Linked DNA regions of Homo sapiens: region 2 is linked to region 1. A link is an interaction called in ENCODE POLR2A ChIA-PET data of the cell type or tissue named here. Cell type or tissue: B cell. All regions are shown on one strand. Region 1 overlaps RFX2 (regulatory factor X2). Region 2 overlaps VAV1 (vav guanine nucleotide exchange factor 1).

Evidence for each region. Peaks named below come from ENCODE experiments on the same cell type or tissue, not always from the same donor. Only the 100,000 strongest peaks of a DNase experiment are listed, where the experiment ranks them.
Region 2: POLR2A ChIA-PET joins it to region 1 with 8 read pairs; 1 of 35 experiments calls an interaction of 5 or more read pairs at or near these places.

Annotation. Positions count from the first base shown.
Region 1 is chr19:6,075,698-6,080,697 of GRCh38, forward strand. All of the region lies in intron 1 of RFX2 (regulatory factor X2), which reads right to left. It overlaps RFX2-AS1 (RFX2 antisense RNA 1), which reads left to right. Exons shown (of 2, transcript NR_199041.1): 2 at 1,323-1,427. Among named protein-coding and RNA genes, the nearest start is that of RFX2-AS1, 16 kb to the left of the region's middle. In B cell, no CTCF peak of the experiment used is centred here; a DNase peak (open chromatin) is centred at 2,572.
Region 2 is chr19:6,788,026-6,793,025 of GRCh38, forward strand. The region is part of intron 1 of VAV1 (vav guanine nucleotide exchange factor 1); the gene reads left to right. Among named protein-coding and RNA genes, the nearest start is that of VAV1, 18 kb to the left of the region's middle. In B cell, no CTCF peak of the experiment used is centred here; no DNase peak of the experiment used is centred here; H3K27ac peaks cover 1,879 bases.

The DNA.
Region 1 (5,000 bases):
TTTTGGGTGACAGAAGCCTCAGATGCCCATCAGATGACACCCACATGCAGCTGCCACCTAGGCAGCTAGGTACACAAGTCCAGGATTCGGGGAGTGAGCCAGGCTGCAGACACTAGGACACTGGAGGTTCTAAGATGCATTTCAACTCTTGTACCTCGGTGAGATCACCAGGAAAGCAGGTGTAGATAAAGCAGAAAAGAGGTCCCTTCTCAAGTTCAAAGGTCATGAACAGTTGGAGGATCTGGCATAGGGGACAGAGGAGAGGAAGAAAGCAGAGGGAATATCGAGCTCTGAAATACACAGCGTCACCCCTTTACTTGGCTTTCGGAGCTTGGTGTTCACAAAAAATTAGAAACGAGGTTGGGGGCGGTGGCTCATGCCTGTAATCCCAGCACATTTTGGGAGGCCAAGGTGGGCAGATCACTTGAGGTCATGAGTTCGAGAGCAGCCTGGCCAACATGGCGAAACCCCATCTCTACTAAAAAATAATACAAAAATTAGCCATGCGTGGTGGTGCATGCCTGTAATCCCAGCTACTTGGGAGGCTGAGGCAGGAGAATCGCCTGAACCCGGGAGGCTGAGGTTGCAGTGAGCCGAGATGGTGCCACTGTACTCCAGCCTGGGTGACAGAGAGAGACTCTGTCTCAAAATAAATAAATACATAAATAAGAAACAAACGTTCATCAACTGGAATACCATTAACTACCTTACGGTGCATCCTAGCTCTAAAACAGGAGGCTAGGCGAGGGTGCCTGGGTCCGGTGCCTGGGTCCAGTTCCTGGGTCCTCCAGTTTCTAGCTGGGTGACCTCAGCCAGGGACTTAAATCTTTCTGCACTTCCATTTCTTTGTCCATAAACGGAGAAAATACTTCTATCTGTGTTGGGTGGTTGTGTTAAATGAGAGGAGTCCTACAAAGTGTGGAGTTTAATGGCCAGCCCAGCACACGGAAAATGCCCATAAATGTTCATTAGCGTCATCGTTGTAATTCACACCATTATAACGTAACCCACATAATTTACTGATTTTTTGCAGATTTAAATATCTGAAACTAAAAGCAGTTATGCTGTTTGCTATTTGTGATTTCAAAAACTCTTCGCTATTTGTGATGTTGCTAAGCCCTTTAGGGAGTGCCTCCTGCTATGAGCTATATTCATTCCAGGGCATATTTGTGGGGTTTGTCATTTTAACCAAGTACTTAATACTTGTTTCTCTCCCAGCATCTTGCCAAATGTGGCAGCTCTCCTTCTAGATGAACACTACTGCATTACTGTTATAGAAATGATATTTTAACATCAACTCCCTTTTCCCTTTTCTTCCCTAGAAATCCAGTCCTTCCATGAGACCTCGGTACACACAGAACTCCTCCTACCACGTGCAACCTTATTCTCGGCTGAGCAACTCATAAATCGCATAACAAAAACAGTGATTGATGCGGACTGTGTTTAGTGCCATCCTTGCCGGTGAGAGGGAGTGAGCCAGCAAGCTTCCTTAAATCTCTTTAGTTCTCCAAAAGGAGAGGCCATTTGCCTTCTCATCTATGCCGCAAGTTTCTGGGGCTTGCATCATTAACCTGGTGGCTTTGCCAATTCCTTCGCCAGTGCTGGGTCAAAGACAGGCAAGGGCACCAGGGTTAGCCATGAGTGTGTGCCAGGGGCTGAATGCAAAACCCGGGAGCACTGGTGGCTGGGGCAGGTGGGCTGGGCTCTGCCACTGCCTCCCCCAGCCCACCCAAGAGGGGCGTGTGCCTCTGCAGGAAATGGCCTCCAAGCATTTCTCAAGACTTACGAGATGTTCAAACCTACACAGTCAGAGACAAAGAGCTAGCTATAAGTGGGGTCTTTTTCCCCTCCTCAAAATTCATCCTGCAGAAGTAGACATGTGCTAAACAGTGCATGGCCACACAAATGCTTGGATACCAATGTTCACAGCAGCGTTGTCCTAATGGCCCCAAAGTAGCAACAGCCCAAATGTTTGTCAACTGATGGATGGATAAACGAAGGCGGCCGGGCGCGGTGGCTCACACCTGTAATCCCAGCACTTTGGGAGGCTGAGGCGGGTGGATCACCTGAGGTCAGGAGTTTGAGACCAGCCTGACCAACATGGAGAAACCCTGTCTCTATTAAAATACAAAATTAGCCGGGCGTGGTGGCACATGCCTGTAATCCCAGCTACTTGGGAGGCTGAGGCAGGAGAATCGCTTGAACCCGGGAGGCGGAGGTTGCAGTGAGCCAAGATCGCGCCATTGCACTCCAGCCTGGGCAACAAGAGCAAAATTCCATCTCAAAAAAAAAAAAAAAAAAAAGGAACGAGGCACTGGCACATGCTGTAAACGGATGGACAGTGGACCCTGAAAACATTATGTTACGTGGAAGAAGCCAGTCACAAAAGGCCACATAGTGTGTGATTCTGTTTATATGAAAGGTTCAAAACAGGCAAATCCACAGAGACAGAAAGTGGATTCACAGTTGCCCGGGGCTGGGAGGAGGAAGGGCAAGTGGCTGTTCATGGCAGGTTCAGGGTTTCTTCTTCTTTTCGGAGTGATGAAAATGTTCTGTGAAGATAGTATACTAAGACCCACTGAACCATACACTTCAAATGGGTGAGCTTTACGGTATGTAAAACAGATCTCAGCACAGCTGTAAAAAAAAAAAAAAAAAAGGTATATTGACGACCTGTCCCCAGTGGCATTAGTTTAAGTCATAAAAATTTAGAAACAAATGTTCATCAACAGGAAAATCATTAAGTACCTTATGGTGCATCCTAGCTCTAAAACTATGCTGCCATTAAAAAGAAGAGGTACCGTCTCCAAGAAAGAAAGCCAACATCTGCAGTGCCTGGCACACAGTAGGCTCTCAAATATTTGCAGAATAAATTTATGTTGAAAAAACCCCAGCTATACATACTATAAAATAGGTAAAGGGGCCTTAAAAAGATCTAGAAGGACACAAGTTATATGACTAACAGTGCTTACCTCATATGAGGTGGGATAGACAGAAAGACGAAAAGAGAAATTTTCATTTCTGAATCTCCTGCTGTAGATGGTGGTCCTTCCCAGGAGAATGTTACTTGTATTACTTGCATATCATTTTATTTTTTGAGATGGAATCTTGCTCTGTCTCCCAGGCTGGGGTGCAGTGCACAATCTCAGCTCACTGCAACCTCCACCTCCCGGGTTCAAACTATTCTAGTGCCTCAGCCTCCCAAGTAGCTGGGATTACAGGCACATGCCACCATGCCCAGCTAATTTTTGTATTTTTAGTAGAGACGGGGTTTCACCATGTTGGCCAGGCTGGTCTCGAACTCCTGACCTCAAGAGAGCCACCTGCCTCGGCCTCCCAAAGTGCTGGAATTATAGGCGTGAGCCACGGCGCCCGGCCATTACTTGCATATCATTTTAAAAGTTGTAATTCATTGGTAAACATTCTAAGACATGCAGGTTCCTGTAAATTACCAAACTGTAATCCTGTAAATTACCAAACAGAATGGCTGTTTGTGCAGGGAGTATCACTGCGATTTAGTGTACTTGGTCTAGAGTATGCTGTCGCTCTTACAACCAGAGGTTTTCATGTTAATTCAACATCCATCATGAAGAGAAAATATACCAGACAAACAAACTGTGGTAGGATCACACAAGGACTGTGCTCCAGCAATAAAAGGAACAAACGACTGACACACGCAATGACAGAATGAATCCCAGAGGCATTTATGCCAAGTGAATGTAGCCAGTCTCAAAAGCTGCACAATGTATGTTTCCATTTATACGACATTCTGGAAAAGGCAGAGCTATAGAAAGGGACAGCAGATGGTGGCCAGAGGCTAAGAATGGGGCCAGGGTCTGACTACAGAGAGAGGTTGGACTTGCTCTCCATCCTGTTTGAGATGGAGGTTATAAGAATCTGTGCAAGTGGGCTGGGTGTGGTGGCTCACGCCTGTAATCCTAGCACTTTGGAAGGCTGAGGTGGGTGGATCACGAGGTCAGGAGATCGAGACCATCCTGGCCAACATGGTGAAACTCCGTCTCTACTAAAAATACAAAAATTAGCTGGGCATGGTGGCTCGTGCCTGTAGTCCCAGCTACTTGGGAGGCCGATGCAGGAAAATCACTTGAACCAGGGAGCCGGAGGTTGCAGTGAGCTGAGATTGCACCATTGCACTCCAGCCTGGCAACAAAGCAAGACTCTGTCTCAAAAAAAAAAAAAAAAAAGTATGCAAGTGTGAAAAACCATAGAACAGCAAACCTAAAAAGGCAAACACGACTGTATGTAGATTTAAAATATAAATTAAAAAAAAAAAAAGAAAAACCAGGTGCATCTACTGAGTGCCCAGCCCCATTCTAGGCTCTGAGGATTCTGTTTTTTTAGGGATGGGTCTTGCTCTGTTGCCTAGGCTGGAGAGTGCAGTGGCAAGATCACAACTCACTGTAGCCTCTAACTCCAGGGCTAAAGCATTCCTCCTGCCTCAGCCTCCTGTGAGTAGCTGGGACCACAGGCACATGCCTGGTTAATGTGTGTGTGTGTGTGTGTGTGTGTGTGTGTGTGTGTATGTGAGAGAGAGACAGAGAGAGAGAGAGAGAGAAGGTGAGGTCTTGCTTTGTTGCCCAGGCTGGTTTCGAACTTTCAGCTTCAAGCAATCCTCCCACTTTGGCCTCCCAAAATGCTGGGATTAAAACGTGAGCCACGACACCCAGCCTGAGGATTCTAAGGTGAGCAGGTCAGATGAAAGTGCTGCTCTCAGGGTGCCAGTATCCTTGTCAGGCAAGAATACACAAGGTTCCAGATACACAAGGTTGTTCAGTAGAGATCCGGGCTGTGGTGCAAGGTGATTGCAGAGGGATAGAGCCAGGGGTGGTGGTGGAGAGGGCTCCCCTCTTGATAGCCAGTTATGGGTGGCACTAAGGATGGCACTGAGCTGGGACCTGACAGCTGCAAAGAAGGGGCCAACCTTGGGAGGATGTGGGAGAGAGCAGCCTGGGCAAGAGGAATAGCTGTGCAAAGGTCTT
Region 2 (5,000 bases), 710 kb after region 1:
GAGATCCCGCCACTGCACTCCAGCCTGGGTGACAGAGCAAGACTCCGTCTCAAAAACAAACAAACAAACAAAAAAACATTAAAACATTCAATGGAGATGGACCTCACTGTGTTGCTCAGGCTGATATGGAACTTCTGGCCTCAAATGATCCTTCTGCCTCAGCCTCCCAAAGCTCTTAGATTACAGGAATGAGCCACCACATCCAGCCTGCTCTAAATTTATATTCTCATCACTCTGAGTTCGATGGAAAATAGGGGGGTTGGCTTTCTGGTCACTGAAGCCAAGGTCCTAGCATTATCCTTCGTTGAACATGATTCTTTTTATTTTATTATTATTATTATTATTATTATTATTATTATTATTTTGAGACTGAGTCTTGCTCTGTTGCCCAGGCTGGAGTGCAGTGGCACAATCTCGGCTCAGTGCAACCTCCACCTCCTGGGTTCAAGTAATTCTTGTGCCTCAGCCTCCCTAGTAGCTGGGATTACAGACAGGTAGGTGCCACCACACCTGGCTAATTTTTGTATTTTTAGTAGAGACGGGGTTTCACCAGATTGGCCAGGCTGGTCTTGAATGACCTCACGTGATCTGCCCACCTCGGCCTCCCCAAGTGCTGGGATTACAGGTGTGAGCCACTGCACCTGGCTGTTTGAACATGATTCTTTTTTTGTGGAGGTGGGAGGTGGCTGGTCACATGTCTATTTCTGAACCGGCTGCTGTGGCCAGGAGAATACCATGCTCTGATGGGCCAGGCCAGGGTCATGTGCCTATTCCTTGAGTTGAGGTTGGGGTGGCTTCCACAGAGGAAACTGAGGAACTGTTACCTCAGAAGGGTAAATAAGATGTCAGGAGGCAATCAGTGTTTATATGGGCAGTGACTTCTAAATTTAAGCCAGAATTTCTGATTCTCAGTCCTGTTGACATGTGGGGCCGGATCATTTTCTGTCCTGGGAGCTGCCCTGTGTATTCTAAAATGCTTAGCAGTATGCTTGGACTCTATCCATTTCACACAAGTAGCACCTCTCCTCAGTATCTCCAGACATTGCCAAATGTCCCCTGGGAGGCAGAATCGCCCTGGGGGCGGGCAAACCAGTTTTGGAGGGAGTGAGCTTGCTGTCTTGGGGAAAATCCAAAGAGATCTGATGATTACTGGCTGAGAACAGCAAAGAAGAGATTGAGGGCTTCTTTGAATTAGAATATTTATTTTAATTTCTTTCTTTCTCTCTCCTTTCTTCTTTTTTTTTTTTGACAGAGTCTCACTCTGTCGCCCAGGCTGGAGTGCAGTGGCGCGATCTCGTCTCACTGCAAGCTCCACCTCCCAGGTTCACGCCATTCTCCTGCCTCAGCCTCCCGAGTAGCTGGGACTATAGGTGCCCACCACCATGCCCAGCTAATTTTTTATATTTTCGTAGAGATGGGGTTTCACCGTGTTAGCCAGGATGGTCTCAATTTCCTGACTTCATGATCCACCTGCCTTGGCCTCCCAAAGTGCTGGGATTTCAGGCATGAGCCACCGCACCCGGCTCTTTCCTTTCTTTTCTGTTCTGCTTTCTTTTCTTTTCTTTCCCTCCTTCCTTCCTTCCTTCCTTTCTGATGGAGTCTCTCTCTGTCACTCAGACTGGACTACAGTGGTGTGATCTTGGCTCACTGCAACCTCCGCATCATGGGTTCGAGTGATTCTCCTGCCTTGGCCTCCAGAGTGGCTGGGTTTATAGGCATGTGCCACCATATCCGGCTAATTTTTGTATTTTTTAGTAGAGAAGGGGTTTTGCCATCTTGGCCAGGCTGGTCTGGAACTCCTGACCTCAAGTGACCTGCCTGCCTTGGCCTCCCAAAGTGCTGGATTACAGGCATGAGCCACTGCACCTGGCCTTATTTTTTATTTAATGATGGGGAGAGGCCAGACGTGGTGGCTCATGCCTGTAATCTCAGCACCTTGGGATGCTGAGGCGGGTGGATCTCCAACATGGTGAAACCCCATCTCTACTAAAAATACAAAAAAATTAGCCGGCCATGGTGGCAGGCGCCTGTAATCCCAGCTACTCGAGAGGCTGAGGCAGAAGAATCACTTAAGCCCAGGAGGTGGAGGTTGCAGTGAGCTGAGATCGTGCAAGTGCACTCCAGCCTGGGTGAGAGAGTGAGACTCTGTCTCAAAAATAAAATAAAATAAAATAAATGCTGGGGAGAGGAAGAGGGGAGGAAGACTCATTTGATGTTATTTTATCATCAGTGATAAGGGCTACACTGATTGCTGGGGTTACAGCACAGGACATAATGGACACAGTTAATACTTTTCTGAGTTCATGCCCTCTTGAGGGAGGGGGTGGTGTTTTTGTTCCTTGTGGCTTTTGTAACAAAGAACCACGGATCGGATGTCTTAGAACAAAGGACATTTATTCTCTCATAATCCTAGAGGCCAGAGGTCTGAACTCAAGGTGTCTGCAGAGCTGTGCTCCCTCTGGGGGCTCCAAAGGAGAATCTTTCTCTGCCTATTCCTGCTTCTGGGGGCTCCAGATGATCCAGGACAGGCGAGCCCCTAGATTGGGGCTTAGCCCTGGAGGGTTCTTGGCTTCACCCAGGAAAGAATTCAAGGGCAAGCTGGTGGTGTTAGCAAGTTTTATTGAAGCAACCATGCAGAGCAGCAGCAGAGGTACTGTTCCTTGCAGAGCAGGGCTACCCCATTGGCAGTGAGCCCAGAGTAGCAGCTCAGAGGCAGTGCTGCAGGCATATTTATCCCGTTTTAATTATATGCAAATCAAGGGGTGGATTATGCAGAGATTTCTAGAAATAAAGTGGTAACTTCTGAGTTGTCAGGTCTTTGCCATGGAAGGGGGCATCAGCTTCTGGGTGTTGCCATGGCAATGGTAAACTGACATAGCACTGGTGGCCATGTTTTATGGAGAGGCACTTTTGCCTCTTCCCTGTTTCAGCTAGTCCTCAATCTGGTCCAGTGTCTGAGCCCCACCTCCAGAGTCGAGTCCTGCCTCCTATTTCACATGCATCCTTGGATTGTGACTCCATCTTTACATGGTTTTCTCCTATGTCTGTCTGTGTGTCTCTTACAAGGACACTTGTTATTGGATTTAGGGCCCACCTGGATGATCCCAGATGGCCTGGGTGGGTCTTAAATATCTCCTCATCTTGAAGTCCTTGAGATACCTCCTCATCTTGAAGTCCTTGAGTTATCTCCTCATCTTGAGGTCCTTGAGATATCTCCTCATCTCGAGGTCCTCAAGCTATCTCTTCATCTTGAGGTCCTTGAGATACCTCCTCATCTTAAGGTCCTTGAGTTATTTCCTCATCTCGAGGTCCTTGAGATAACTCCTCATTTTGAGGTCCTTGAGATACTTCCTCATCTTGAGGTCCTTGAGCTAGCTCCTCATCTCGAGGTCCTTGAGCTATCTCATCTCAAGGTCCTTGAGCTAGCTCCTTATCCTGGGGTCCTTGAGCTACCTCCTCGTCTCAAGGTCCTTGAGATATCTCCTCATTTTGAGGTCCTTGAGCTATGTCCTCATCTCAAGGTCCCTGAGACATCGCCCCATCTCAAGATCCTTACCTTACATCTTACAAAGTCGTTTTCTCCAAAAAATGTTCACAGGTCACCTTCACAGCTTCCAGGGATTTGACCTGGATACATCTTTAGAGGGGGCCAGACCCATTCCAGACAGTAAACAAATAGACAAAACGCTGGCACATTGTAATAAATGTCACAGATGAAACAAACCCAGGGATCAAGGGGAAGAAGAAGAGGAGGGCATGCTTTCTGGAGGGTGGTCAAGGAAAGCTGAGAGCTGCAGGAGGAGGAGCCAGCTCTGGGAAGCATGAGGCAGAGAGGGCAAAGACTGTGCAAATGCCCTAAGGTGAGAAGAATCAGAATGAAGGAGCTTCTGGAAGGAAGGGAGTGAGTGGAGGGAGAGTGGTAAAGAATGAGGTTTGGGAGGAAGGTACTTACCTAGAATGGCTATGGGGATGTGTGTGGAACTTAAGGGGGGGATGGGAAATCCTTGGAGCATTTAAGCAGATCAATTGTTTAAAGAGGTCCCTGACCAGGTGTGGTGGCTCATGCCTGCAATCCCAGTGTTTTGGGAGGTTGAGGCAGGAAGATCACTTGAGGCCAAGGGTTTGAAACCATCCTGGGCAACATAGTGAGATCCCACCTCTACAAAAAACAAAAAAAGAAGAGAGATCTGGAAAAAGAAGGTTGATGAAGGCATCCCCATGAGAAGTGATGGTGGCCTCGACTGGGAGTTGGGAGTCATGGATCCAGCTCACATTTTCATTGAGGAGGAAGGGTGGAGGTGGATGAAAAGAGGAGGCAGGTCTCATATTCCAGGAAGGCAAGAATTAAAAAAAAAAAGGAATGAAATGAAATGAAAAGAGGAGGCAGGGTGGTGTCTAGGTTTACAGCTTAGGGACTTGCGTGAATTAGGGTATCTTCTACTGTAGTAGGAAGACTAGGGGAGGAACAGGTCTTGGGGAGTTTGATCAAGCAAGGGAAGGAAGGCAGTACAGCATAATGGCTAGCACATGGTTCTTTTTTCTGTTTTGTTTTGTTTTGTTTGTTTTTGTAGAGACAGGGTCTCACTATGTTGCCCAGGCTGCTCTTGACATCCTGGGCTCAGGTGATCCTCCCATCCCAGCCTCAGTGCTGGGATTACAGGGCATGAGCTACCATGCATGTCCGGTGCATGGTTCTTAACTAAGGGGTGGTGTGGGGCAGCAGTGGGGGCGAGGGGAGTGACTCTGTCCTCCCAGGGGACATTTGGCAATGCCTGGAGACAGTTTCAGTTATCACTACTGGAGGGCTTGGTGTGTTATTGATATCTATTGGATAGAGGCCAGAGATGCTTCTGAGTGTCTTCCAATGCCCAGGACAGGCCCCTCTCCCACCAAATGTCAACAGCGCTGAGACCGAGGGACTCAGTGCTAGGCACATGGACTCCAGTTGTGTGGGGGGTCCAGGTTCCAGTCACAGCTGTGGGATCTTGGGCAAGTTATCA